Linked DNA regions of Homo sapiens: region 1 is linked to region 2. The links are chromatin loops, found by intact Hi-C in ENCODE. Cell type or tissue: gastrocnemius medialis. All regions are shown on one strand. Links, peaks and the distances in the headings refer to the core of each region. The heading gives the core; the rest is flanking DNA.

The links. A loop is a pair of places that touch in the nucleus more often than their neighbours do. Peaks named below come from ENCODE experiments on the same cell type or tissue, not always from the same donor. Only the 100,000 strongest peaks of a DNase experiment are listed, where the experiment ranks them.
Region 1: a loop joins it to region 2, with 3 times the contacts of the local background. A loop is called at or near these places in 7 of 110 quality-filtered maps.

Annotation. Positions count from the first base shown.
Region 1 is chr19:3,444,513-3,455,995 of GRCh38, forward strand. NFIC (nuclear factor I C) reads left to right here. Exons shown (of 11, transcript NM_001245002.2): 7 at 4,502-4,627; 8 at 7,970-8,154; 9 at 9,251-9,404. Among named protein-coding and RNA genes, the nearest start is that of SMIM24, 30 kb to the right of the region's middle. RefSeq lists an enhancer at 797-1,338. In gastrocnemius medialis, for the core only: no CTCF peak of the experiment used is centred there; DNase peaks (open chromatin) are centred at 4,416, 6,709, 7,299 and 8,431; H3K27ac peaks cover 5,000 bases.
Region 2 is chr19:3,370,909-3,382,048 of GRCh38, forward strand. It overlaps NFIC (nuclear factor I C), which reads left to right. Exons shown (of 11, transcript NM_001245002.2): 2 at 10,804-11,140. Among named protein-coding and RNA genes, the nearest start is that of NFIC, 9.9 kb to the left of the region's middle. RefSeq lists enhancers at 3-52, 4,584-4,999. In gastrocnemius medialis, for the core only: no CTCF peak of the experiment used is centred there; DNase peaks (open chromatin) are centred at 3,324, 3,973 and 4,593; H3K4me3 peaks cover 1,526 bases; H3K27ac peaks cover 5,000 bases.

The DNA of each region.
Region 1 (11,483 bases), core at 3,744-8,743, 75 kb after region 2:
GGTGCAGAGTCAGTGTCCGTAGAGCCTGCCGGGAGCGTGCCGGCTTATTCTTTCTCGCGGTGCCTGAGCTGCGCTCCCCCCTCCTTCCTGCCCTGCCCTGGCTGCCGCTGGCCCCATCTCAGGAAGCTCTAGCGGTGCCTGCAGGGATGTGGCGGCCGGGGGTGGAGTCTGAGCCAGACTATTTCCATCCAGGACAAGCGGTTCTAGGAAATCCTCCTAAATGAGCGTCTGACAACCCTAACCTCGTTCCCGCCGTGGCCCTGCGCTTGCAGGGAGCTGCCAGCCCCTGCACACACACACACACGCTTGCACACACGCATGCATGCTCATACATATATGCACGCACGTGCACAGGCGTGCACACATGTATGCATGCATGCTTGCAGACCTGTACGTGTGCGTGCAAGCACACATACATAGACATGAACATGCATGTGCAGGCATACACATACATGCATATATTCACGTGCACACGCATGTGCGCATTCACACACATAGACACGTGCACAGGCATACACATACACAGATATGAACGTGCATGTACAGGCATACATATGCAGGCGTGCACACGTCCACATATGCTCACATGCGTACACACACATGCACAGACATGCACACATGCATGCAGCTGTGCACATGCGTGCAGGCATACACACATACATGCACGCACACACATGCATGTATTCACATGCACACACACACGTGCACAGGCATACACATGCACACACACGTGCCGACAAGACCAGCCTGGCCTCCCCGGCTCCAGGCCACCCTCATTCCTGCCACATCCTCCTGCCCTGGAAAAGCCCGGGCCTGGCTGCTGGGGCCCAGCTTGGTCACAGACTTCATGGCATCCCACTGGGCAGTGGGGCCTCTCTGGGTGGCTCAGCCTCGATGTCCGAGGCCTCAGGAGTGTTCCCCCTTGAGTGTTCACAGGCTGGGCATGAGTGGAGGTGTCATCCTTCCTGCCCCCCATGTGGGTGTCCTGGGTGCCCGCCTCCTCCAGAGCCGGGTGTTCCCGGGTCCCTGGGAACTGCTGACCTGCTTCTGGGGTGTGTCCCAGTGACACCTTCACTCCTCACAGCATGGTGTGTGCAGGGCCATGGGGACAGCTGGTTCCATAACCACAAAAGCAGATGAAGAGCTGCATGTCCCCCCACAGCTGGGTCCTGGATCTGGGCTCCCCCTGGGCTGCAGCCATCAGAGAGGACGGAAGTTCCCTGAGTGGTAACCCCGTTCAGGGAAGGATGCAGCGATGCTGGGAGGATGGAGGAGGTGGGGACAGGACTGGGGAGGGCCTGTACCACACAGATGCCTGCAGGTGCCTATGGAACCACCAGCAGGAGACCCAAGACACGGTGACATCCTCACCGTTTCTCATCAGGGCATCACCCGGGGACAGCAGGTCACATCTGGGGACATCCGTGGTTGTCCCCACTGAGGGGCGCTCTTGGCACGGAGTGGGTGGAGGCCAGGGGTGCTGCTCAGCGCCCTGCAGTGCCCAGGACAGCTCCCTACAGAGACCGATCTGGCCCCCACATCAGCAGTGCTGAGACTGAGAAATCCTGCGTGAATTATTTGGAAAATATTGAGTTACGTCACTGCTCACACCAGACACCAGAAGAAGCTCCTGACAGGGCAGACGGTAGAAACCAGGGGGACCCCAGCTCCTGGGATTCACCTCCTCTCTCCCTCCTCACTCCGTGTGGATTTCAGTGTGTGCAGCCTCCTGGGACCACAGCAGGGCAGAGGATCATGGGACATAGTCTCGTGGAGGGTCCATGGGATCCCCTAACCCAGAGGGTCTCACCCACACGTGATTCTTGCCCAGGGTACTTTTGGTGATGTCTGGGGACATCTGTGGTTGTTACAACCGGGGGTGCTCCTGGCATGAAGTGGGTGGTGGCCAGGGACTCTGCTCAGCACCCTGCAGTGCCCAGGAGGGCCCCACCCCAGAGAATGATCCAGCCCCAGTGTCCACAGTGCCTGTCTGAGAGACCCTGGAGGTAAGGAACTCCAAGGGCCAGGTCGAAGGGAAGCTAAACTCATCACCCTGTTTGGATGGTCTCAGTAGATATGTTTTACCTTAAAAGAAATGTAAAAATCCTTTCTAAAAATTCGGCTCCCCAGGGCACGCCTCCCTGAGATTCCATTTCCAGGGATAGGGTAGGGCCCAGGACACTGCATTTCTCAGGCAAGATGTGATCCTTAGCCCTCACTTGAAAAAGCTTCTCTGGGGCCAGGCACTGTGGCTCACGCCTGTAATCCCAGCACTTTGAGAGACCAAGGCAAGAGGATCCCTTGAGCCCAGGAGTTTGAGACCAGCCTGGGCAACATAGCAAGACCCCATCTCTAAAAAAAAAATTGCCTGGACATGATGGTGCATGCCTGTGGTCCCACCTACCTGGGAGGCTGAGGTGGGAGGATCACTTAAGCCCAGGAGGTTGAGGCTGCAGTGAGCCATGATCGTGCCTCTGCACTCTAGCCTGGGTGACAAATAACTCGGCTGGGTGCAGTGGCTCACGCCTATAATCCCAGCACTTTGGGAGGCCGAGGTGGGTGGATCACCTGAGGCCAGGAGTTTGAGACCAGCCTGGCCAACATGGTGAAACCCCATCTCTACTAAAAATACAAAAATGACCCGGGCGTGGTGGTGGGCGCCTGTAATCCCAGCTACTCGGGAGGCTGAGGCAGTAGAATCGCTTGAACCTGGGAGGCGGAGGTTGCAGCGAGCCGAGATCACGCCATTGCACTCCAGCCAGGGCGACAGAGGGAGACTCTATCTCAAAAAAAAAAAAAAAAAAAAGACACAGCCCCAGAAGGCCAGGCATTTCGGCTCCAGAGCTGGGACTCCACCCCAGCCTCCTGGAAATACCCAAAATGGCCCTCTTTGGGGCTCTGTGTTCCCACTTCATTTTGAAGACAGGGTGAAAGTGTCAAGGGGCACCGTGTCATCTCCCCACTCACCCCAAATAGCAGCAGCAGCGGCTCCTGCAGTAGCTAACATTCTTCCAGCTGGGTGGCTGACGTTCCCTCGGAAAGCAGGGCTGAAGGCATCCTCAGAGAATGCCCCGATGCCCAGGGATCTGGGACGGCCATGGGCTTCACCTGCACAGGCACCCCTGGCCCAATCCTCACAGCTGCCACTCCCACACTGCTCCCGATGGAAATTCCAGAGCTTTACAGAATCCCCTGTTTTATGAAAAGGGGTAGACGTGGCAGCTCACCCCAGGTCGCACAGCCTCATGGCCAGCCGGGGTTTGAACCCTGGACCACCTGCTTCCCCCACACCCAGGGGCTTTCCAGGGGGTGCCTGGAGGGGGAGGGAAGCCGATGTTTGGTGGGTGAGCCTCCCTGAGTCCATCCGTTTTTTGTTTGTTTGTTTACTTGCTTGTTTGTTTTTGAGACAGTTTCACAGTTTCATTCTTGTTGCCTGGGCTGGAGTGCAATGGCGTGATCTCGGCCCACTGCAACCTCTGCCGCCTGGGTTCAAGCGATTCTCCTGCCTCAGCCTCCCAAGTAGCTGGGATTACAGGCGTGAGCCCCTGCACCCGACTATCCATCTGTTTTTTGTGTTTGTGATGGAGTCTTGCTCTGTAGCCCTGGCTGGAGTGTAGTGGCGTGATCTCAGCTCACTGCAACCTCTGCCTCCTGGGTTCAAGCGATTCTCCTGCCTCAGCCTCCCAAGTAGCTGGGATTACAGGCACCCGCCACCACACCCACCTAATTTTTGTATTTTTAGTGGAGACAGGGTTTCACCATGTTGGCCAGGCTGGTCTTGAACTCCTGGCCTCAAGTGATCTGCCCACCTCAGCCTCCCAAAGCACTGGGATTACAGGCATGAGCCACTGTGCCTGGCCTCTGTTTCTTCATTCATTGATTCACTGAGGAAGGTGTGAGGGGCTGAGCTGCTGAGTTGGGGGCTGTGGGGGCTTTTGTCCCAGGCAGCCTGGGAGGTAGTGAGGCCCCTGTCTGCAGAGTGATGCCAGCAAGTCACTGCAGAGGGGGGATGCACCTCATTTCAGCCCCAGGGAGGCTCCGTTCCTTCCTCCCGCGTGGACGAGGGAAGGCAGAGCTGAGCTGGGGCTTGTCTGTGCGCCCTTAGCCAGTCAGGGTCTAACTGGACTTCGGATCTGACTGTCTCTGCCCTCCCTGCCACCTTCTCTAGGGCTCGGGTGACTCCCAGGTGATGGGGCAGCCCTGAGCCTTCCCATTTCTCTGGAAGGAGAGTAGGCAAGGGCCAGGAGCGAGGCCCAGGGGCACGTGTTGATACCCAGCTCTCCATCCCCCGGCTGTGCCGCCCTGGCTAGCCCCTTCTCTGCTCTGAGCCTTCGTTTACTCCTCTGTGTAATGGGCTCACAGCCTCTCCCCCTCAGGATTCTGGGGTAAGAGGAGGCGGGGTGATGAGGCTTCCTATCCCTTCGGAGGCTGGCTTTGGGGAAGGTCCAGGGCTCATGGGGTGTGACCAGCCTGTGACTCTCTCGTCCCATCCCCTCCACAGGCATCTCGTCCCCGGTGAAGAAGACAGAGATGGACAAGTCACCATTCAACAGCCCGTCCCCCCAGGACTCTCCCCGCCTCTCCAGCTTCACCCAGCACCACCGGCCCGTCATCGCCGTGCACAGCGGTAAGCGCCACGGGCCCCTGGCGGGGAGGGGCGGCGGGCCCTCCTATCAGGCCTCTCACAGCCGGGGAAGTCCCACTGGATGTCTGACCATGAGTCCTATTGCTGTAGCCTTCTAGGTGGGCAAAAAACCATAGAGGTGCCGTAGTGGAGAGCGCCCAGGGCCTTGTTCCAGCCCGGCTGAGAGGTTGGACTCAGTCCCTTTGGGCCTCAGTTTCCCCCCTGTATAACAAAAGGCTGCAACCTAACTTCACCTCACTCCCCTCACCCCCGTCTCAATCTAATCCCCCCATTCCAACCCCAGACACTGATGGACAGGCAGGATCAGAAGCTGCCAATGAGGCCAGGCACAGTGGCTCACACCTGTAATCCCGGCACTTTGGGAGGCTGAGGCGGGTGGATCATCTGAGGTCAGGAGTTTGAGACCAGCCTGGCCAACATGGTGAAACCCCATCTCTACTAAAAATACAAAAATTAGCCAGGCGTGGTGGCACGCACCTGTAGTCCCAGCTACTGGGGAGGCTGAGGCAGGAGAATTGCTTGAACCCGGGAGGTAGAAGTTGCAGTGAGCAGAGATCACACCACTGCACTCCAGCCTGGGCAACAGAGTAAGATTCCATCTCAAAAAAAAAAAAAAAAGCTAGGCTTGGTGGCTCATGCCTGTAATTCTAGCACTTTGAGAGGCCGAGGCAGGCAGATCACAAGGTCAGGAGTTCAAGACCAGCCTGGCCAACATGGTGAAACCCCTTGTCTACTAAAAATACAAAAATTAGCCGAGTGTGGTGGTATGCGCCTGTAGTCCCAGCTACTTGGGAGGCTGAGGCAGGAGAATCGCTTGAACCCAGGAGGCAGAGGTTGCGGTGAGGCGAGTTCACGCCATTGCACTCCAACCTGGGCGACAGAGCAAGACCCTGTCTCCAAAAAAAGGCTAAGTGCAAGTGGCTCACGCCTGTAATCCCAGCACTTTGGGATTTCAAGGCGGGCGGATTACGAGGTCAGGAGATTGAGACCATCCTGGCTAACATGGTGAAACCCCGTCTCTACTAAAAATACAAAAAATTATCCGGGCGTGGTGGCAGGCGCCTGTAGTCCCAGCTACTTGGGAGGCTGAGGCAGGAGAATGGCGTGAACCCGGGAGGCGGAGCTTGCAGTGAGCCAAGATCGTGCCAGTGCACTCCAGCCTGGGTGACAGAGCGAGACTCCATCTCAAAAAAAAAAAAAGAGACATCTCCATCTCGGCCAGGCACAGTGGTTCACACCTGTAATCCCAGCACTTTGGGAGGCCGAGGCAGGCGGATCACCTGAGGTCAGGAGTTCAAGACCAGCCTGGACAACATGGTGAAATCTCGTTTCTACTAAAATACAAAAATTAGCTCGGTGTGGTGATGCATGCCTGTGATCCCAGCTACTCAGGAGGCTGAGGCACAAGAATTTCTTGAACCCGGGAGGCGGAGGCTGCAGTGAGCCAAGATTGTGCCATTGCACTCCAGCCTGGGCAACAGAGCAAGACTCCATCTCAAAAAAAAACAAAACAGAACAAACAAAAAATCACCTTCCATGGTTGCCATTGGGATTAAGGGGGGTGAATTGTAGGAAGCCTCAAATATTGCTTACCACCCCATGTTCTAGTGATCAACTATTTAGTTCTTTACACAGTCATGCACACAGAGAGGCAGTCCCAAATCAAAGCAGCCATTTGGGCCAGGGGTCAGCAAACGCTGGCCCCCTGGTTGCCTGTTCTTACGAATAAAGTTTTATTGGCAAACAGCCACGACCACGTCTTTGTATATGTCCTGTGGCAGCTCTCACCCTGTCTTGGCAGGGCTGAGTAATTACAGCAGAGACCACGTGGCCAAAAGCCAAAAATATTTACTATCTGGCCAGAGGCTGTGGAGATGAGGGAGTGACTGCTATAAATAGTGAAAATACTAAAAATCACTGAACTGTTTAGAAAGAGGAAAAGGCAGGCACCACAATAGAATATGACTCAGCCATGAAAACGCACGAGGCTCTGACGCAGGCCACCTTGAGGACGTCATGCTCAGTAAGAGAAGCCAGACAAAAAGGCCACACAGCATGTGATCTCATTTCTATGAAATGTCCAGGACAGGGCCAGCCACAGAGGCAGGAAGGGGATGTATGGGTGCTGGGGCTGGGGGAGGAGGTGAGGAGTGACGGCTGATGGAGACGGAATTTCTTTATGTGCTGGAATTAGGCCGGGCACAGTGGCTCATGCCTGCAATCCCAGCACTTTGGGAGGCTGAGGTGGGTGGATTGCTTGAGTCCAGGAGTTTGAGACCAGCTTGGGCAACATGATGAAACCCCATCTCTACTAAAAATACAAAAAATTAACCAGGCGTGGTGGCACACGCCGGCAGTCCGTGCTACTCAGGCCGAGGCAGGAGGATCACCTGAGGTCAGGAGGTCAAGGCTGTAGTGAGCCATGATCATGCCCCTGCACTCCAGCCTGGGTGACAAAGCGAGATTCTATCTCTTAAAAAAAAAAAAAAAAGATCACTATTCAGCCATTTGCAGAAAGAGCTTGCCAACCCTAGATTTATAGTGTAGACTGTGGGGCCAGATGGGCTGGGTTCAAATTCCCGGTCTGCCATCTGATGCCGTGTGGCCCCAGGCAGGTGACACATCCCCTGAAGGCCACCCTGTCATCCTCTGTTTAAAAAAAAAAAAAAAAAGACGGGGCCAGGTGCAGTGGCTCACGCCTGCAATCCCAGCTCTTTGGGAGGCCAAAGTGGGCGGATCACCTGAGGTCAGGAGTTCAAGACCAGCCTGGCCAACATGGCGAAACCCCATCTCTACTAAAAATACAAAAGTTAGCCAGGCATGGCGGCGTGCACTTGTAATCCCAGCTACTCGGGAGGCTGAGGCAGAATTGCTTGAACCCAGGAGGTGGAGGTTGCAGTGAGCTGAGGTCATACCACTGCACTCCAGCCTGGGTGACTGTCTCAAAAAAAAAAAAAAAAAAAAAAGACCAGGCTCAGTGGGTTACACCTGTAATCCCCGCACTTTGGGAGGCCTAGGAGGGAGGATCGCTTGAGCCCAGGAGTTCGAGACCTGCCTGGGCAACATAGCAAGACCCCCACCTCTACAAAACTAAAAAATTAAATTAAAACACAAGGATAATATCACAGCCCCAGTGGGGTTGCCGTGGGAGTCGGGGAATTTGGGTGTCAATGTGGTCAGTGCTGCTGGGTTTTTTTGGTGGTTATTGTTACTAAACGCACTGAGATGCCGGCAGGAATGACACCCACAGACACACAGTCACACGGTCACAGAGCAGACCGGCTGGAGCCCCCAAGTAACCCCCGCTTCCCACTGTCTCCGCAGGGATCGCCCGGAGCCCACACCCGTCCTCCGCTCTGCATTTCCCTACGACGTCCATCCTACCCCAGACGGCCTCCACCTACTTCCCCCACACGGCCATCCGCTACCCACCTCATCTCAACCCCCAGGACCCGCTCAAAGATCTTGTCTCGCTGGCCTGCGACCCAGCCAGCCAGCAACCTGGACCGGTGAGTTGGGCGGGGCGCATTCGGGCCTCTCCTGGCGGCTCCAGGTGACCTCCCGGGGGCCACGTGCTCACACGAAGGCACAACCTCTGCTTAAAAGGGTCTTGAGGACTTGGCTCTGAAGTCCCCTCCTCTGTCGTGCTGGGAGGCAGCTGGATTGGGTCAGAATTGAGATGCTTTCGGATGTCAGGGTTTCGGGCGCATCATGTCGCACCCTGTGGGGTCTGGGTAGCACCCGTAGGTCCCAGCAACTGCGTGAGTCGTACTCATGTTAACACAAGGCAGGGAGGGACTGGGCATAGCGGCTCATGCCTGTGATCCCAGCGCTTTCGGAGGCCAAGGCGGGAGGATTGCATAAGCCCAGAGTTCAAGACCAACCTGGGCAGCATAGCGTGACCCAGTTTCTACAAAAAAAATACTTAAAAATGAGCCACGCATGGTGGCGGGCGCCTGTAGTCCCAGCTACTCAGGAGGCTGAGGTGGGAGGATCGCTTGAACCTGGGAGGTCGAGGCTGCTGTGAGCTGTGATTGTGCCACTGCACCCCAGCCTGGGTGACAGAACGAGACCCTGTCTCAAAAAGAAAAAAAAGGTTGGGGGGCGGGGGGCAGGAAGACATTGATTACAAAAAAACCACCAAACTCAGTTCGAGCAAGACAGCGTTTGCCAGACTCCACAGGAAGCTTTGGATGTTCAGAGCTTTTCGGACTTTGGAACCACGGGCCAGGCCGTGGATGATGGTGGATGATGGCGTGCTCGCAGTGAATTAGGAAAAACGCGGAGAACCTGCTGTTAGGAGGCGGTGGCACTGTTTGGAAGGAAATCAGTCGAGTTGGCGTGCAGGGGGTTTACAGAGGAGATGCAGTGAGCGTGGCCCCAGTAGTGCCGGGCTTTGAGTGACACCAGCAAGCGGGTGTCCCCAGGCCCCTCCACCTCCGGCCGTCCTCAGACCCACCAAACCCGCCATGGTCACACCCGCGCCCTGGCCCCCCAGCCTGCCACCCCGTCCGGGCCGTGCACAGAGCCGGGGGCGGCCGGCGCCAGCAGCCCGAGGTAGAGGGGGAGCCCACCCCTTAACCACGTGTCTCTCTGTTCCCCCAGTTAAATGGAAGTGGTCAGCTCAAAATGCCCAGCCACTGCCTTTCTGCTCAGATGCTGGCACCTCCGCCCCCGGGGCTGCCACGGCTGGCGCTCCCCCCTGCCACCAAACCCGCCACCACCTCCGAGGGAGGAGCCACGTCGCCGACCTCGCCTTGTAAGCACGCGGGAAGCGGTGCCCTGGTGGGGCGGATGTCCGCAGGGGGGCCTGTCCCCTCCCCAGCCCCACTGCCAGGTCAGAGGTCAGGCCCGACCCTGCAGGGCCTGGCGAGTTTGGTGGGTCTCCGGAAAACAGCCCAGTGGCCACGTGGTTGGGCCCATGTAGGGCTGAGGCAGCCTTAGGGGCTGGCCGGACCAAGCCTCGGGCCAGGGTGAGAGTCCAGGGTCTGTCCCCTTCGCCGAGTCACCTGGGGGACCCCGGTGCCCGCCGTGGGCCGTCAGAAACCCTCCCTGGTATGTCAGGCAGCTGACAGTGGACACGGATCTCACAGTGGCGGCCCGAGGGCCAGACTCGACCCCCAGACTGGTCTTTTGTTTGTGGAGAAAGAGAATCGGTTGTTATCATTTTAAAATCAGGACGTTTTACATAAACATTTCCAGAGTTCTGGCTTCTTGGGGAGAAAGGAGCTACACCAGGCCCAGTTCCTTTGGGTGACCTGGGCTGGACCACACCTTTAGATGGGACTCTCTTCGCCTGTCCACCTGACCTGGAAGCCCCTGGGTTGGCGGCTGCTGCACCTTCTAGATTTTTCTGCTCTCTGGATGTGGTTCTGGGTGGCTGCTGGATGGCCCCTCGGTCCTGGCATCCCTGTCCTGAGGTCCACCCCATTCGTCCGCAGTGGCTCTACCCCCAGACTCTCCCCACGACCCCCATGCAGGCTTGGGTGGGTCACCCACCCTCACAGGGCGCCAGACATCTCTGAACCCAGAGACCTCTCCCCATGGACTCCATCTGCCCCTCACCCCCCTTTTTGAGCATCTCTGTCCCTCACTCTCCAAATGAGACCCCCCACCCCACCCAAGCAGTTGGTGGCCACGGTTCCTTCTAGGTGCCCTCAGCTCCTCTTCTCCCTGCCCCGGCGTTCCTGTCCCCGTCCCCACTGCGTGCCAGAACCCAGGCTGCCTGCCCATAAAAACCGGCTTCTGATCACTGGCTGGAGGAGATCAGCCCCAAATCCACCCTGGGCTGGAATCCCACCTCTGCAGCTCTCTCACTGTGTGACCTCAGGCAGGTGTCTTCCCCTCTCTGAGCCTCAGTTTTCTCAGCTGCAAAGTGGGTTTGCCTTGGTGCCCAATTCACAGGGCAGTGGGGGACAAGCCGGTGACATGGGTCAGGGAGGCAGAGAGGACATTCCATGTGGCGCCTGATGCTGCGTGGTGTCAGGCAGCTGTGGTCATTCTTGCCGGCTGTCCCTGCCTGCTCATCTGTGAAATGGGAGCGTTGACTGCATAGGATCCAGTCAGGGCTCAGTGGGATCATGCCCAGAGCCTGGTATTCAGTAGACACTTAATAAATGCAGGATACTGCGTGGGATCCACTCAGGGCTCGATGGGATTATGCCCAGAGCCTGGCATACAGTAGACACTTAATAGATGCAGGATACTGTGTAGGATCCACTCAGGGCTCGGTGGGATTATGCCCAGTGCCTGGCATACAGTAGACACTTAATAGATGCAGGATACTGCGTAGGATCCACTCAGGGCTCGGTGGGATTATGCCCAGAGCCTGGCATACAGTAGACACTTAATAGGTGCAGGATACTGTGTAGGATCCACTCAGGGCTCAGTGGGATTATGCCCAGAGCCTGGTATACAATAGACACTTAATAGATGCAGGATACTGCTTAGGATCCACTCAGGGCTCGATGAGATTATGCCCAGAGCCTGGTTTACAGTAGACACTTAATAGATGCAGGATGCTGCTTAGGATCCACTCAGGGCTCGGTGGGATTATGCCCAGAGCCTGGTATACAGTAGACACTTAATAGATGCAGGATGCTGCTTAGTATCCACTCAGGGCTCAACGGGATTATGCCCAGTGCCTGGCATACAGTACACACTTAATAAATGCAGGATAGGCATGGATTCCACCCCCCTTTCCCTGCACCGGGGCTCTTAACTGCAAATCTACTCCTACTTCTCCCCATAAGCCTCGCTGCCTCCAGCTCCCCCCAACCCCAGCCAGGACAACTTGGGGACCCTGCCTGTTGCAGCTTCTTCTCCCCCTACCTGGGTC
Region 2 (11,140 bases), core at 2,533-7,532:
GCGGGCACCCAAGTCCTGACCAGTTCACATCCATGAGCACACGCTGGGCGCACACGCGTGCACACTCCCTGACACCCATACGGACGAGGACACAGCTCTGCCTGCCTCGGATCTGCCTTGATGGGGGTCACCAACACACAGACCTAGAGTGCCCCTCACATCTGCCTGAAAATCTTGCTCAGGAGGTGCCAAACCCAATATAGTACCTGGTATAGAGAAGGTGCCAAATAACTGCTATAGAGTGGTGCCAAATAAGTGTTGCTGTGCTTGTGATTGTTGCTAAACTAATTCTCCTCTTTCCTGACTCTGGTGGGTGACCTGCCCCCACCCCCGGACCGTTTCTTGCCCTGAAATGAAGTCAGCAGAAACCCCCACTTCCTCAGGGCTGCTGCAGATTCAGGGAGGCAGCACAATTTTTTTTTTTTTTTTTTTTTGAGGTAGAGTCTCGCTCTGTCGCCCAGGCTGGAGTGCAGCGGTGCGATCTTGGCTCACTGCAGCCTCCGGGGAGGCAGGACATTTCTGAGGTCCACAGTGCAGGGCTTGGTACTCAGTAGGTGCCCAATAAATACCTGTTGCACGAATGAATGAATGAATGAATGAATGAATGAATGTTTTTGGTTGAGAGGCGGGACTTTGGTCTTCCCGAGCCTCCATTTCTCCGCCAACATAAAATAAAAAACATAATGGCACTTTCCTCAGAGACATCGATGTACCTTAGTCCGACACCTGGTATACAGTAGGTGCCAAATAAGTGCTGCTGTGCTTATGGTTGTTGCTAAACTAGTAATTGCATTGAACACCCCAGAGGCATTTTCCAGTTTCCCTCCCTTCCCTCTGTGTGTATTTGCGCAGCGTAAGCCCAGCTTTGGGCTGGGTGACAAGGACAGTGGTGACCTGGAAAGGCCCAGGCTCAGACCCCTCTCTACTGTGGCATTTCTGTTAGTTTTTCTTTTCTTTCTTTTTTCTTTCTCTCTCCTTCCTTCCTTCCTTCCTTCCTTCCTTCCTTCCTTCCTTCCTTCCTTCCTTCCTTCCCTCCCTCCCTCCCTCCTTCCTTCTTTCCTTCTCTTTCTCTCTCTCTCCCTCTCTCTCCCTCTCTCTCTCTCTCTCTCTCTCTCTCTCTCTCTCTCTCTCTCTCGGAGTCTTGCACTGTCGCCCAGGCTGGAGTGCAGTGGCGTGATCTCAGCTCACTGCAACCTCCGCCTCCTGGGTTCACGCGATTCTCCTACCTCAGCCTCCCAAGTAGCTGGAATTACAGGCACGTGCCACCACGCCTGGCTAACTTTTGTATTTTTAGTAGAGACGGGGTTTCACCATGTTGGCCAGGCTGGTCTCAAACTCCTGACCTCAGGTGATCCACCTGCCTCGGCCTCCCAAAGTGCTGGGATTACAGGCATGAGCCACCGTGCCCGGCCTCTGTTAGTCTTTTCTCCCTGCCCAGCCCTGTCCAGGGTCTCCCTGAGTTTGACCAGCCCTGTGTGGGTACCAGCCTTCCTTACACATGGGGGTGCATGGATAAGGGGGGTCCCAGAGGCAGAAGATGGGAGCATTGCTTCAGTGGTCTGGATGCTGGAGATGCTAACAGATCAAAGCTGTGCCCTTGTGGGACCGACAGTCTAGGCCGGGTCGGGGACGGGCAGGAAACGAGGTGACCAGGACTCCTTGAGGATGTGGTGTGCGACCGACCTCGGGGATCAAACAAGGGGAAGGGAACCACGTGGGACTCGGAGAGTGTGCACGGTGCAGACCAGGTGTCACTGGACGCTCTGGCCCGAGACTGTTTGCTCAAGGGGCCCAGGAGTGGGGTGGGGGGGTGCCAGGAGGCCCAGGGACCAGTCCCAGCTCAGTTCCTCCCTGACTGTGTGACTTTGGTGGAAGATTTCATGCCTCAGTCTCCTCCTCGAGGTAGTGGGTGCAATGATAGTCCCCACTTTCATAGTAGACTTTTTTTTTTTTTGAAACAGAGTCTCGCTCTGTCGCCCAGACTAGAGTGCAGTAGCACAATCTGGGCTCACTGCAACCTCCGCCTCCCGGGTTCAAGCGATTTTCCCGCCTCAGCTTCCCAAGTAGATGGGATTGCAGGTGTGTGTCACCGCACCTGGCTAATTTTGGTGTTTTTAGTAGAGATGGGGTTTCACCATGTTGGCCAGGCTGGTCTTGAACTCCTGACCTCAGGTGATCCGCCCGCCTCGGCCTCCCAAAGTGCTGGGATTACAGGTGTGAGCCACCGCGCCCGGCCCCTATTTCGTAGTAGACGTGATAGCTCAGCAAACGCTCAGCCTGTAAGAGGCACAGCCTCGCTCCCTGCCTCTCTCCTCCACCTCCTGGCCCCTCTGGCTCAGCCCTCATTGTCCTCCCAGAACATCAAGGCACAGAGGGAAGTAGGGGACCCAGGGTTCATTTTGCTGACTCACTGCCTTGGCAGAGAGTTTGAACCCTGTGGACTCAGTTTACCCAAATTCCTCACTGTGGCCCACAAGGCCCTGCCCAGCCTGTCCTTGTCCCCTCCTCAACCCTCCCCTCCTCTCTCTTTCCCCCTTGCTCATTCTGCTCCAGCCACATGGGCCTCCTCGCTGTTCCTCTAACACGCCAGGTGCGGTCCTGCCCCAGGGCCTTTGCATGACCCATTTCTCCATCAGAAAGCTCCTGGCCTGGAGTGCCATCTCTCAAGACTTTGTTCAGGTGTCTCCTCCTGCAAGAGACCTTCCTGGACCCCCCCCCCAAGCTAAAAAACACCCCCCACCCCAGAGATTCTCTGGTCCCTCAAACTCTTAAATTTCTTCAGAGCACTTTGCCCAACTTGACGTTTTATTACATATTTTGCTGATTTTAACCATCCGTCCCTGCCCCAGATCTGGATCCAGGTGAGGGCCGAGCCCAGGTCCCTGCCAAGTCCTCGGCACCCTACCTGGGACCGGCATGCAGCAGGCACTCACTAAATGTTTGCTGAGCAACAGAATGAATCTTCCCTCTCTGGGAGCCGTTCACATGTCCACAGGCTGTGATTTTCTGAGCCAGGGGAAGGAGCGGCCCAAGGTTAGAGCCTGACGCTGGTGCCGGATGGGCCTGGGGTTGTCCGTGGGACCATGGACAAGTCATCCGACCCGGAGAAGAAGGCATTAGAACTAAGGCTTTGAAGGATGCGTAGGAATTTGGGATAAGTGCTAAGTAGGTAATGAGCTAGATTCTCATGAAGGATTGTTGAGTCACTTTTACCTGGAAACTTTTGGTTTGGAAATTGGAGTTTCTTGTCCTGGTTTGCTGGCCTGGACTTTCAGGGTGGGAGGAGCACAGGGAGGTGAGTGAGGGCATCACCCAGTGCATGGCGTGGTCGTTCAGCAAGGTCTTGGGTCCAGATGTCTCTCCCAGCTGCTGCTGCTCTCTTTGGCCAGGAAGTCCCAGTGGGCTAAGCTGGGGTTTCCAGGAAAGACCTAGCCTTGTTCCCCTTCTCCCCATCACCTTGCAAGGAACAAGGTCACCAGGCAAGCTCCCCTGTCTCCAGCAGGCTGCAATATTCCTTTCTGCCCATTGTACAGAATGAGAGACTGAGGCTTATCTGAGGTGATCTGTTCCCCAGCCATTCAGATGGTGAAAATAGACCTTACTGTCACCCAGCCACCTTCTCCGACAGTGGGTGCCTCAACTCTGGGCCTCAGGATTGGAGAGGGAGAGGTGATAGAACTGGATGGTCCTGGCTAGATCTGGGAAACCCTGGGTTGAGGAGGAAAGGCTGCTTGAAGGAGGGGACACTAGAGATAGGGCGTTGAGGGATGTGTAGGAGTTTGGGAGGATTTTCAGCATCTAGCTTGTCTTGGTTATCTCTTTTGCCGGTTGGGCCTCTGAGGGCAGTAGGAGGTCCCTGGGGAAGAGGCCCTGGTTATTGCAGGTCATGTGGGAGAAACAGAGTGACAACCGGCCAACCAGGCCCTGCCTCTCACGTGGTCTGATCCCCTGGGGAGGACAAGGGAGGATGGGGCAGCAGGTCCATGACCCAGTTACAAGCTGTTTGTCTTCCTGCCTCTGTAACTAGCCGGGGTCACCACTGACGTGGGCCCCCACCCCTGCCCGCCTCCCTGGCACCTGTCCCCGGAAAGGGCACAGAGAAGGGGAGGAACATAGAGAAGGGAGGGACAGTTAGGGAGGAGGAAGGGAACTCAGATCTACGAGGGGCCAGATGAGAAAAGGAATTAAGAGGAGAGGGGAAGTGGGGAGGGGGAATTCAGAGAGAGAGGGGGGTTGGGGAGAGAAGGAGTTGGGGGGACAGTGATCCCTGCCCCCATCATGGATGCCTCCCCTGTCCCTTCCAGCAGCCTCTTATCACAGCCCCAGTAAGCGCCAGAGCTTGGGTGGCAGCCACGGCCCCAGCTGGACAACATTGTCCGGGCCTCCTGCCCGCCTGGCATCTCCTCCACAGGCAGGTCCTGCGCCTCTATGGGTCCTCTCTGCCGCGTCCCACTGTGCCCCCCACCACCCCCACTGCCCGGCTTCCCTGGCCAGACCATCTGGGCTCTGGTCCCAGCTCTGCTGACCGGCTGTGTGACCCTGGACAAACCACTCCCCATCTCTGGGTCTCATCCAGTCAGGGGCAGGGACGAGATTGGACAGGGCCTGGGCCGGGCCCCCTCCACCTCCCCTTTGCCTTAGCAGGTTGGCTGGGGAAGCGGGGGCAGCGGAAAAGGGCCCTGAGGTCCGGTCCCCGCCGCAGCTGTTACGGTGACTCACGCTTTGGGGGACATTGGGGTGGGGGAGCTTCGCTGGTACAAGCTGACTCTGGTCTCACTGGGTGGGGAGGCTATTTTCAGAGCCTCAGTAATAGGTGAAATCTGATGTCCTGCCCCTCCCCCCGAAGCACCCCACGGCCGGAGGTGGCCCAAGGGGACGTGGAGCACAGAGCAGGGAGGGTGATCTGGCAGCAGCTGCTCTGCCCATCCCGGCCTGGAAATGGGACCGAGTCCAGCCACATCCGCTGGCACACACAGTGGGAGTCCAGGGTCAACGTCTCCCTACCTTCCTGAGACCCCAATCTTACAGAGAACAGGCTGTTCTGAGAAAGGGACCCGTGGCCTTCCAGGGGGTCAGGGCCCTGATTCTTATCCTCACACCGGCCCTGAGACCCTGTGGGACCTCAGCCAGGTCTCCGCCCCTCTCTGAGCCTTAGTTTCCATGCCACAGAACACGGAGCGGGGCCTCAGGCTGTTCCCTGCTTCCTGGAAGATTGTCTGCAATCAAAATGATCATCGCAGCAATCGCGTCCATAGTAATGAAAATACCCCAGCATCTTAGAGGGGCCGAGGCGGGAGGATCGCTTGAGCCCAGGAATTCGAGACCAGCCTGGGCAACATAGCAAGACCCCCATCTCTACTAAAAGTACAAAAATTAGCTGGGCATGGTGGCGCACCTGGAATCCCAGCTACTCGGGAGGCTGAGACATGAGAATCGCCTGAACCCAGGAGGCGGAGGTTGCAGTGAGCTGAGATCATGCCACCGCCCTCCAGCCTGGGCAACAGTGTGAGACACTGTCTCAAAAAAAAAAAAAAAAAAAAAAAAAAAAAAAGGAAAGAAAATAGAAAATATCCCAGTGCCTTAGGAGGCCGAGGTGGGAGGATCACTTGAGCCCAGGAGTTTGAGACCGGCCAAGGCAACACAGTGAGTGAGACTCCATCTCTGCAAAAATAAAAATTAGCCAGACATGGTGGTTTGCACCTGTAGTCCCAGCTACTCAGGAAGCTGACGTGGGAGAATCGCTTGAGTCTGGGAGTTCAGGGCCCAAGTGACCTAAGATCGTGCCACTGCACTCCAGTGAGACGCCTGTCTTTTTTATTTATTTATTTATTTATTTTGAGACGGAGTCTCGCTCTTGTTGCCCAGGCTGGAGTGCAATGGCGCGACCTTGGCTCACTGCAACCTCTGCCTCCCGGGTTCAAGTGATTCTCCTGCCTTAGCCTCCCGAGTAGCTGGGATTACAGGCGCCTGTCACCATACCTGGCTAATTTTTTGTGTTTTTAGTAGAGATGGGGTTTCGCCATGTTGGCCAGGCTGATCTCAAACTCCTGACCTCAGATGATCCACCCACCTCGGCCTCCCAAAGTGCTGGGATTACAGGCGTGAGCCACCACACCAGGCTGAGACCCCCATCTCTTAAAAAAAAAAGTAATAAAAATCACAGTAGCCCCAGCACTTTGGGAGGCCGAGGCAGGCGGATCACGAGGTCAGGACATTGAGACCATCCTGGCTAACACAGTGAACCCCCGTCTCTACTAAAAAAAAAAATACAAAAAATTAGTTGGGCATGGTGGCGGGTGCCTGTAGTCCCAGCTATTCAGGAGGCTGAGGCAGGAGAATGGCGTGAACCCGGGAGGTAGAGTTTGCAGTGAGCTGAGATCGCATCACTGCACTCTAGCCTGGGTGACAGAGCGAGACTCTGTCTCAAAAAAAAAAAAAAAAAAAAAAAATCCAATAGCAATATAAGTTGTAATGATAACAATCATCGCATCATTAATAACAATGTAGTCCTTTGAGAGCTGGGGGGAGGAAAACAGCTTTCTGTGCTAGGAAGGGATCACCCCTGTCCGAAATGCCCAGCCCAGCCTGGTCAAGGCAGGGAGATGGAAAGGCAGTTTTGCTTCTCTTTCTCTTCTTGTTCCTTGTATTTATTCCACCTTGAGGCTGAGAAACTAGGTCCCAGATGTTTTTAATTTGTTTTATTTTATTTTTTATTTTTTTAGAGACAGGGTCTTACTCTATCCCCCAGGCTGGAGTGCAGTGGCACAATCACAGCTCACTGCAGCCTCGACCTCTGAGGCTCAAGTGATCCTCCCACCTCAGCCTCCTAAGTAGCTAGGACTACAGGTGTGCGCCACAGCAACTATGCCCAACTAATTATTTTTGTAATTTTTAGTAGAGACGGGGTTTCGACATGTTGGTCAGGCTGCTCTCAAACACTTGGGCTCAAGTGATCTCTCCACCTCGGCCTCCCAAGTAGCTGGGACTACAGACGCGCACCACAAAAATTATGCCCAGCTAATTTTTGTAATTTTCGTAAAGATAGGGTTTTGCCTGCCGGCCACAGTGGCTCACACCTGTAATCCCAGCACTTTGGGAGGCAGAGGCAGGTGGACCACCTGAGGTCAGGAGTTCAAGACCAGCCTGGCCAACATGGTGAAACCCCATCTCTACTAAAAATACAAAAATTAGCTGGGCATGATAGTGTGTGGCTGTAATAGTGTGTGCCTGTAATCCCAGCTACTCGGGAGGCTGAGGCAGGAGAATCTCTTGAACCTGGGAGGCGGAGGTTGCAGTGAGCCGAGATTGTGCCACTGCACTCCAGCCTGGGTGACAAGAGTGAAACTCTGTCTCAAAAAAAAAAAAAAAAAAAAGGAGATGGGGTTTCGCCATGTTGCCCAGGCTGGGATTGAACTGGGCTCAAGTGATCCACCCACCTCAGCCTCCCAAAGTTCTGGGATTACAGGCGTTAGCCATAGTCCCCAGCTGAGATCCCAAATGCTATGCAGACTCAGTTTCCCTTGCTGGAAAATGGGAAGAATGGGAGGGGCCTCCCCACACCCAGACAGGGAGCTGGGGGCCTCCCACTGCCCCACATTTCTCTTCAAGGGGCTGCTGTTATTTTCGTGGGGAAGTCAGATGAGTGCAGGTTCCAGTCCACCTCTGTCCCCCATGGCCGGGTTCCCCCTCAAGGCCTCAGTTTCCTCATCTGTAGCATGGGTGTTGTGACTGCCCTCAGACACCAATTTGTCATGATTTGGGAGTAGGTTGAAGTCCCAGCTCTGGCCCAGTCTCAGCGCCTTCCCAGCCCTCGGATTTTCCATCTCCAGGGTGGGTCTGCAGGGAACGGGGTGGCCCCTCTCCCCAGTTCTGAACCTTTGTGGCTGAGCGTCTGCTTCTCTGGTCTGTTTCTGTATCAGCACAGTGGGTTCATGGAAAGGGGAAAGGAGGGAGAGGACTCCACCCGGGATTTCTCCTCCCTCTGATTAATCCTGGTGCACTTGAATCTCTTATCTTTTGATGCAGAAATCCCCCCACCCTTCCAGCAGCCCTCAACCTCCAGGCGGGCCTAGTGTCTGCCTGTGGATCTCAGCCAGGCCTGTCTGTACATATGCTCTGTAGGAACAAGCTTTCGTAGTCATTTTTTGTTTTTTTGTTTTTTGTTTTCCCAAGATGGAGTCTCGCCCTGTCACCCAGGCTGGAGTACAGTGGAGTGACCTTGGCTCACTGCAACCTCCACCTCCCAGGTTCAAGCAATTCTCCTGCCTCAGCCTCCCAAGTAGCTGGGATTACAGTCATGCGCCACCACGCCTGGCTAATTTTTGTATTTTTAGTAGAGACAGAGTTTCACCATGTTAGCCAGGCTGGTCTTGAACTCCTGACTTCTTGATCTGCCCGCCTCGGTCTCCCAAAGTGCTAGGATTACAGGCATGAACCACCGCGCCCAGCCGGGTTTTTTTTTTTTGAGACGGAGTCTCACTCTGTCGCCCAGGCTGGAATGTAGTGGCGAGCTCTCGGCTCACTGCAACCTCTGCCTCCTGGGTTCTCCTGCCTCAGCCTCCTGAGTAGCCGGGACTACAGGCGTGTGCCACCATGCCCAGCTAATTTTTGTATTTTTAGTAAAGATGGGGTTTCACTATGTTGGCCAGGCTGGTGTCAAGCTCTTGACCTCAAGCGATCCACCTGCCTCAGCCTCCCAAAGTGCTGGGATTACAGGCGTGAGCCACTGCGCCCAGCCTCATTTTTCATTTTTTTTTATTTCTTTCTTTTTTTTTTTTTTTTTTTTTTTGAGTCAGGAGTCAGGGGTCTCACTACGTTGTCACCCGGGCTGGAGATCAATGGCGCAACCTTGGCTCACTGCAGCCTTGACCTCCTGGGCTCAATTGATCTTCCCACCTCAGCCTCCCAAGTAGTTGGGACTGCAGGTATGCATCACCTAGCTAAGTTTTGATTTTGTAGAAACGGGGCCTCGCTATGTCATCCAGGCTGGTCTTGAACTCCTGGGCTCAAGCAGTCCACCCACTGTGGCCTCCCAAAGTGCTGGGATTACAGGTGTGAGCCACCATGCTTGGCCGCCGACCCTAGTTTTTTTTTGTTTTGTTTTGTTTTTTGAGATGGAGTCTTGCTCTGTCGCCCAGGCTGGAGTGCAGTGGCGCAATCTCGGCTCACTGCAAGCTCCGCCTCCCGGGTTCATGCCAATCTCCTGCCTCAGCCTCCTGAGTAGCTGGGACTACAGGCGCCCGACACCACGCCCGGCTAATTTTTTTGTTTTTTTTTCAGTAGAGACGGGGTTTCACTGTGTTAGCCAGGATGGTCTCAATCTCCTGACCTCGTGATCTGCCCGCCTTGGCCTCCCAAAGTGCTGGGATTACAAGCGTGAGCCACCGTGCCCAGCCTTGTTCTTTTTTTTTTTTTTTTTTTTTTTTTGAGACAGTGTTTCACTCTTGGCACCCAGGCTCCCAGGCTGGAGTGCAGTGGCACAATCTGAGCTCACTGCAACCTCTGCCTCCCAGGTTCAAGCGATTCTCCTGTCTCAGCCTCCTGAGTAGCTGGGATTACAGGTGTGCTCCAATATGCCTGGCTACATTTTTTTGTATTTTTAGTAGGGACGGGGTTTTGCCATGTTGGCCGGGCTGGTCTCAAGCTCCTAACCTCAGGTGATCCACCTGCTTCGGTCTCCCAAAGTGCTGGGATTACAGGTGTGAGCCACTGCGCCCAGGCTTTTTTTTTTTTTTTTTTTTTTTGTGACAGTCTTGCTCTGTCGCCCAGGCTGGAGTGCAGTGGCACCATCACAGCTCACTGCAGCATTAAACTCCTGGGCTCAAATGATCCTCCCACCCCAGCCTCCCAACTAGCTGGGACTACAGTTGCAAACCACCATACCTGGCTAATTTTTGTTTTTTTGATTTTGTTTGTTCATTTGTTTTGTAGCGATGGGGTTTTACCATATGGCTCAGACTGGTCTCAAACTTCTGGGCTCAAGCAGTCCTCCCTCCTCGGCCTCCCGAAGCGCTGGGATTACAAGTGTGAGCCATTACACCCAGCCCAACCCTAGCTGCAATAGGCAGAGAATAGGTCCCTGACATCTTTGTTCTCCCAACCTCAGTTTTACCCGTCTGTACAATGGGTTGTCCATGAGCCTCCACCTGGCCCCCTTAGCTTGCTCCATCTGCATGCTGGGGTTCAACATAGGTCCTCCACGGCTGGGCATGGTGGCTCACACCTGTCATCCCAGCACTTGGGGAGGCCGAGAGCCGAGGCGGGCGGATCAGAGGTCAGGAGATCGAGACCATCCTGGCCAACATGGTGAAACCCCATCTTTCCTAAAAATACAAAAATTAGCTGGGCGTGGTGGTGGGCATCTGTAATCCTAGCTACTCGGGAGGCTGAGGCAGGAGAATCGCTTGAACCCGGGAGGTGGAGGTTGCAGTGGGCCGAGATTGCGCCACTGCACTCCAGCCTTAGCGTTAAGAGCAAGACTCCGTCTCAAAAAAAAAAAAAAAAAAAATGATCCTCCACAAACTTCCGCCTTGATTTGTGCCTCTCACATAGTCCAAGTCTGTTTGCTCATCTGGGCGATGGGTTCTTGCAGGTCCCTGATAAACTTCTCCTGGGTCCCCCGGGCCTTTTGCGTGCCTCCGGCGGCGTGCACGGGTCCGCAGCGACCCCCTGCCCACCTCTGCCCAGCCCCTCCCACTCTGCGGGTCTGTTCAGGGCCCCTCCGACCTCAGCCTTCGGGGCCGGGCAGTGGGTCCGCCCTCTGCGTCCCTGGCGCTCCTGACCTCTCGCCTCTCCGGCCTGCAGGATGAGTTCCACCCGTTCATCGAGGCCCTGCTGCCTCACGTCCGCGCCTTCGCCTACACCTGGTTCAACCTGCAGGCGCGGAAGCGCAAGTACTTCAAGAAGCACGAGAAGCGGATGTCGAAGGACGAGGAGCGTGCGGTCAAGGACGAGCTGCTGGGCGAGAAGCCCGAGGTCAAGCAGAAGTGGGCGTCGCGGCTGCTGGCCAAGCTGCGCAAGGACATCCGGCCCGAGTGCCGCGAGGACTTCGTGCTGAGCATCACCGGCAAGAAGGCGCCGGGCTGCGTGCTCTCCAACCCCGACCAGAAGGGCAAGATGCGGCGCATCGACTGTCTCCGGC